Linked DNA regions of Mus musculus: region 2 is linked to region 1. A link is a contact called in ENCODE Hi-C or POLR2A ChIA-PET data. All regions are on one chromosome and are shown on one strand. The core of a region is the stretch at or near the end of the contact, and the rest is flanking DNA. Distances in the headings are between cores, read along the strand shown. Region 1 holds the start of Mcu (mitochondrial calcium uniporter). Region 2 overlaps Mcu (mitochondrial calcium uniporter).

What was found. A loop is a pair of places that touch in the nucleus more often than their neighbours do. ChIA-PET counts read pairs that join two places held with the same protein, here RNA polymerase II (POLR2A).
Region 2: a map of heart shows a loop between it and region 1 (2.0-fold over the local background). The contact joins the enhancer-like site here to the promoter of Mcu in region 1. A Hi-C loop is called at or near these places in 2 of 37 maps with a recorded cell type or tissue (T-helper 17 cell and heart). POLR2A ChIA-PET finds 5 or more read pairs at or near these places in 2 of 5 experiments (both embryonic stem cell).

What each region holds. Positions count from the first base shown.
Region 1 is chr10:59,614,887-59,618,239 of GRCm38, forward strand. It overlaps Mcu (mitochondrial calcium uniporter), which reads right to left and starts at 1,806. Exons shown (of 8, transcript NM_001033259.4): 1 at 1,638-1,806. The coding sequence starts at 1,784.
Region 2 is chr10:59,522,130-59,525,482 of GRCm38, forward strand. All of the region lies in intron 1 of Mcu (mitochondrial calcium uniporter), which reads right to left. Among named protein-coding and RNA genes, the nearest start is that of Gm40671, 52 kb to the right of the region's middle. Within about 2 kb of position 1,747, at least 1 of the 3 ENCODE cell types and tissues checked has a DNase peak (open chromatin) inside an H3K27ac peak, as active enhancers do; it is heart, where a contact is called at or near this core.

The DNA.
Region 1 (3,353 bases), core at 556-3,055:
TTGTGCTTTCAGTTACAGATTCAGTTCATCACTTTTACCCACCCCAGAATAGCACAGAAGAATATTGTCTGAAGTAGCTCTACAAGGAAGACACACACAGAGACCGGTGCATCTGAGGCACACATTTTCAAACACCACTTGAATACCACACCCAAACAGTATTAAGAACAAACTGCAAAATCGGAGGATGCTTCATTGGAAAACAAAGATAGCTCGGGAAATTTTCCAATAGTTCAGAGGGAAAAGACTGCCATCACATTTTGGGGGTGGCCTGTATGTCTTTCAGAGAACATAACTGGAGGCTATCATACATGCAAATCAGAATTGAACTATAGAAAAACTCGGCTCTCACCCAAAAGCTTTAGCAAAGCAATGTCAGTATGCCAAATATGAAAAAGTACAATCTTCTCACAAGAAGGAAGCTCAGGTCCATCACTACCACTAATAATAGCAATACTATCTTGTATTCTCAGCGCCTCGGTTCTTTTCATAGTGCGTTCCCACAATTTTATGCTACCACAGGTCTAGGGCTATCCTCTCTGCAAAGCTCTAGTCCTTTCCTCTTAGGAGACAGGGAAACAGAACAAGACAGATCATGATGCACGGGCTGAAGGCAGCACCTTCTCTATTGGGCCAGCTGCAGTGAGCCTTCTCATCACACTACACAAGTTCACCTTATGAAATTAAACCTACACTTGTTCTCTCAAGAGTTGGCCAGAGACCAACACATATGGGCCTCGAAAGTCCAAAGGAAGGGAACCTGCTGACCTGTTAGGTCAAGAACTCCATGCCAAGCTCAGGTACCATACCGCCAACACTACACATACACACGCCCCTGGGCTACTGACAGAATTCCTTCTTTGCCAAGCAATGAAACCCGGCAAGAACTGATTAATGGAATCACTAAATCTCTCCCTCTGTGAACAACTTGCCATGCCGCCTCTCTTGTGCCTGCTGCCCTTCCTTTGGGCACGCGTGCACAACCCTCGGAAGGGACCACCGGGATCTTTAAGAACCCGAGGGGATGGTGTTTGCCTCCTGAAGCAATGCAGCATCCACCTCGAGGAAGCAGAACACGCACAGGCAGGGGACCTGATCAGAGAAGGATAAAGTTTGATTTTCCTCCCTGCGTGTTCCTAGGGGGCCGGGAGAGGGCGAGGCAGCAGCCTCCTGGGGTCCCGGGGTGCTCTCCGGGGACAGTTCCCAGCAGCATGGCACTGCCACTCTCCTGACACACCGGCAACCGCGGCAACTCCGGACGCTCCAACCCGCCCAGAGGAGGTGAGAAGGGGACAACTTGCACCGGGCTCAGTTCGGGAGCATTGGAGCAAAGCTGTCAGAAACGACGGAAGGAGGGACCGAGCCCGGAGGCGGGTCAGGGAGAGGTTCAAGTCCCGTGCCTTCCCCGCCCTGGCGTCCCCAGTCCTGCGGGAACATCCCTGCTGTCGCCCCTCCTCCTCCTCTCCTGCCTCCCGCCCGCCCTGCCTTCTCCGCCGCCGCCGCAGGCGCTGAAGGACACGGCGGCTCGGTGGCCCGCCACCCCGGGGCGGCCGCGAGTTGAGGGAAGTCGCCGGGCGCCCCGGCCTGCCCGCGGCTCCCCACGCCGCCCCGCCCTCCCCGGAGCCGCGCTCGCTCACCGTCCGGTGCTGCTGGTGCGGCCGGTGGCGGCTGACGCCCAGCCCGGGAAAGCAGCCGGCAGTCAGCGCTCCGCAGCCGCCGGCGCCCCCGCCGCCGCCCCGGGAGCAGAGCAGCAGCAGGAGCGATCTACCTGCGGCGGCCGCCATCTCTCAACTGGAAACGGCGCTGGCCCAGGCAGCGCAGCGGACGGCAGGGGCGTGGCCAAGACCCGCCACTCAGCCTCACTAGGCCAATTGCAGTCCTGAGTCAAGCCTCTGAGGCGGGGCTTCCTGCAAAGTCCAATCAAAAGGCGGGAGAATCCCGGCTTCGGGCTGTCTGTCACTTCCAGAGTTACCTTACGGGCAAATTCTAGGGGACCGGTCTCTGGCGTTCGAGCCTCTGGGAATGGAGCAGTAAGGGATTGCCCGTTCGATTTGGCTAATCTTTACCAAGTGACTTGATAAGAGAGCTAGGGGAAATAGATACCTGTGCAGAGCTTGTTCCGAGTTGAGTTCTGAGTGTTCTAAGTTGTCTGCCTAAGCACCCAACTGGTCATTTTAAGGAGGTTGGCTACAACTCTCGACCGCATGTCTAAAGTTAGCATCCATAACAGATAGCATTTGGATGTGCCGAGACTAACCCTGAATTGTAAAGTTATCCAATGGCAGTGCTGTGTAGCATGGTATTAGGTAGAATGGTTGTAGCTTCAAACTCCCAGGATGAGTACCTGCCATTGGGCTGAATGAACAGAACGCTACACAATTGAAACATCTGATTCTTTTCCCCAGCACCCTTAGATCCGCATTCCTCTCTAAAAGCAACACTGTTCGTTACCATGTTTGACCTTGGTCTCCCTTTTAAAATAAACTACAAAAACAGAAGACGCCAGCAATGTAATAAAGCCATGTAAAGATGAACCAAGTTTCATAATTTTGCTAAGATAGCAAGTAGAACACAGTTGAGAATAACTTTTTTTTGCGGGGGGGTCGGGGATACGGGGGACTGTCATTATGTTGCCCAGCCTGACCGGCAATGCTCTATGTAGCCCAGGATGACCTCAAACTCACCTCCAACCTCACCATCCCCAGTGCTGGGGGTTATAGGTATGGACCATCACACCCAGCGTAGAATTACCCTTTTTGTTGTTGTTGTTGTTTTGTTGTAGTACTTCGGATTTTTGTTGAGATTAAGTCATACTACATCCTGAGGCTAGCCTTGAACTTATGATCGTCCTGCCTCAGCCTCCTGAGTGCTATGATCACAAGCATGAACCATCATGCCTGGCTTGGACTGACCTCACTCAACTTTCTCTTGAAAACACGACTTGCCACAGGACAAGGTTTCTCAACCGATGGGTCGCGACCCTTTGCGTCAAAAGTTTTTTTCACAAGAGTTTCCCAAGGCTATCCTAAAACACAGGTATTTACATTATGATTCAAAGCAGTGGTAAAATTACAGATATGAGATAGCAACAAAAACAGTGTTATGGTTTAAGGTCACCACAGTATGAGGAAATGTATTAAGGGGTCACAACATTAGGAGGGTTGAGAACCACTACACAAGAAACTAAGTTCCTAGCAATGGTTCGTTGAATGTGGTGTAACAAAGGAAACCTGCAGTTCCTCTACTTTCTTAGACTTCCGAGCTGTTTCTTATTAAGAGCCACTCAATTCTTTCAGCTCCTTTTTAAAATCCAAGTGGGGGAAGGTTTAGATTTTTAAAAATTCTAATAAACA
Region 2 (3,353 bases), core at 497-2,996, 93 kb before region 1:
ATATATTATATAAGGTATATAATATACATATATTATATATAAGATATATAGTATGCATACATATTATATATATGACATATAATGAGATTCTTGGGAATGGTTCTAATTTTAAACATGAAATTGAATTGTGATTCATATACCCCTTACATATGTAGTGTTGAAATAATCTTGTCTAGCATGTGTACTGCCCCTGTGTTTTCTCTGTGACATCAGAAGAGCGAGGTGTGGAATTTTCCACCCGTGACGTCATTCCAGCTCTCAAAGCAGTTCTGGACTTTGGAGCAGTTAGGATTTTGGATTTTCAGCGCAGGGCTGCTGAAACATAAGTCAAAATAAACCCTTCCTTTTAAAAACTGTGTCATCAAGTATGACCCACAGCAATGAGAATCTGGCTAACAGGACTGCTAAAGTGAACATCATCCTACCCACACTGCAGGACACGCTCACCTCCATGTCTGCATCTTACACTGGAAGCTGTGTTACCCTCACTGCAGGACACGCTCACCTCCATGTCTGCATCTTACACTGGAGCTGGGTTACCCACACTGCAGGACACGCTCACCTCCAAGTCTGCATCTTACACTGGAAGCTGTGTTACCCACACTGCAGGACACGCTCACCTCCATGTCTGCATCTTACACTGGAAGCTGGGTTACCCACACTGCAGGACACGCTCACCTCCATGTCTGCATCTTACACTGGAGCTGGGTTACCCACACTGCAGGACACGCTCACCTCCATGTCTGCATCTTACACTGGAGCTGGGTTACCCACACTGCAGGACATGCTCACCTCCATGTCTGCATCTTACACTGGAGCTGGGTTACCCACACTGCAGGACATGCTCACCTCCAAGTCTGCATCTTACACTGGAAGCTGTGTTACCCTCACTGCAGGACACGCTCACCTCCATGTCTGCATCTTACACTGGAAGCTGTGTTACCCACACTGCAGGACATGCTCACCTCCATGTCTGCATCTTACACTGAATTTGTGAGACGGCTCGGCATCATCAAGTGAATGATCGATTGCCTCTTTCCTCTGTCTATAACAGACTTCCAGGTTGTTTTTGTATGATTATCTTCTTCATCATTCCTGACCTCTAAGGATGCTGTCCTTCCATGCTGTATAAAGTGGCTTAACTGAACACACCTCTTACTTTCATTCTATTCTTTGCACTTCATCCTATGTAATATTTCCTTTCTTCCTGATTGTTTGTTCTTACCTTCTTCCCTCCTGCCTATTTCTCCACACACATACAAGGTCTACAAGTGGCTCCACCCCACATTCCTGACACCAAGAGTTTTGCCTGGTGCATAAAAGACATATTCATTTAAATAATCACTGTGTATTTGAATGATTTAATGAAAAAAGGGTCTCCACATAACTTCCTATAAAGCCCTTCCTGGCCCTTGTATCTGACTGAAAATACAGACAGGATAATCAGGAAGTTTTAAGCGATTGCTAGATATTTGACGCTATTAAAGTGTTACTATTTTTCATTTGATAACGGCATTGCGGCTACTCTTAACTTTCAGAGAAATATTGGAGCATTTATGGAAACATTCACAGGATAAGTGATTTGTATAAAGTAGTCCCAGTATCTGTATGTGTGCCAAGGACGATGACTGAGGTGAAGACGAAGACTTCCACGTAAACCCAGACCCAGTGGCTGTGGGCGTCATTCAGGGATTTGGAAGGCGGAGGAGGCTTGAGGATCAAGTCTGCGCCTTCTTTAGACTACTGCATTACTGAATGAAAGTTCTGCAGCCTCTGAGGCTCGCCGAGCGTTTATCAGACAGGCAGTGTAATAGCCAAGCAGAAGGTGAGAGATGACAGAAGACAGCTGGATAAAGGAGTGCAGGAAATATTAGAGTTGCTACAGATCTTGCAGAGAAAGACCTCTAAGACAAACAGAGCAAGCAGGGCAAGCACTGACACTGAACTCTTGTGTGCGCCAACACTGATATAAACCAAGACGGATAACCCAGATGGAAAGGCCCACTTCCTTTTGCTCCTGGAAATTATTGTTTAAGTCAATCTTGCTTTACAATAGAACTCAGACAGGAGACGAGGGGGAGGTTACTCTATTGTATGAGGAATCCAGAAACAGCAAGTCATGAATAATACAAATGAAACATGAAGCAAAGCTCTTGGCCCAAGGTCTGAAGGTTGTATGAAGAATGAAATCATCTCTGGTGAGCTAGATAGAAAAGTGGCCTGCAGTTACTCCCAGGTCACAAACAGTTTAAGATGGCGTTGAGCTAGTGATCTCTCCCTGGTAATCGACTGAACAGAAAGGCCAGAATACGTGCCATAGGCACGTATCGAAGAAGGGCTAAAACCCAATGCAGAAAATGAAGCTTCACAGATCTAATGCTCTGGTGGCCGTTTAAACCAGAGACCAGTAGAAGACACACAAACAATGTATTTGAGGAAAGCAGGCTCCGGGGCAGGATTCTGGCCAGGTTCACTGAAGACACAGTTAAGAATTCCTGACCAAAAAACTGTCAACCCTGCGTTGCTCATAAACCGTTCCTTGTAAAGAAAAGCAGCGCTGATTTATATTTTGATCAAGTGCAAAATTATTTTAGACACTAAAACCATGAGACTAACAACAACTGGCTAACTTATTTGTTTAGCTCTAGTCTATGCCAATGCTGAGGTTAATGGGCAATCAGTACCACAAAGAGGACAAACTGAGGTGGCTGCATGCTCTCGCCATGTGGGAGGCCTTAGGTCCCACCCCAATACTCCACCCACACACAAAAGGTCACAGTACACTAACAGCCTGCTTCTCCAAGAGCCAGTCTGTCTCCCTAAAGTGTGCAGGTGAGACCCACAAAGTCGCCAGGGAACGCCTTAGGTTGCCCTAGGAGAGGGCACCAGCCTCTTCACTGTAAGAGTTTCTCTCTGAGCTCAACGCTTCAGCACCCAAATTCCTCAAAAGCTACACCGGTGTCCCGAAAGGGGACCACACAGGAATGCAGGCACTGTGCTGAGGAGTCGGCGGAATCAATTACCTAGAATCCTCACCTAAAAGAACAGTTCCTATTTTTAGTAGCAACTGTAAAAACAAACAGGCAAAGAGCTACCAAAGGTGAAAAGTATCTAGGTTAGATCGAGTCCCTCCAGAGATGTAGGCGTTATGGGAAGAACAGAGTCAGGGTTGGAAAGCTAGAAACAGCAGCCTTAGCTCCAGTACTGGTGGAGACTACAGCCTCCCTCAGAGCCCGCAGCACTCCAGACTCTGCTTTCTCTGTGTGTGATAGAAGACGGATCCTATGGCCTTCCAGGTCCTGATTAGAAAATTCCAATAGGCCCTTTCCATCCTGCAGCATCTATACTATAAT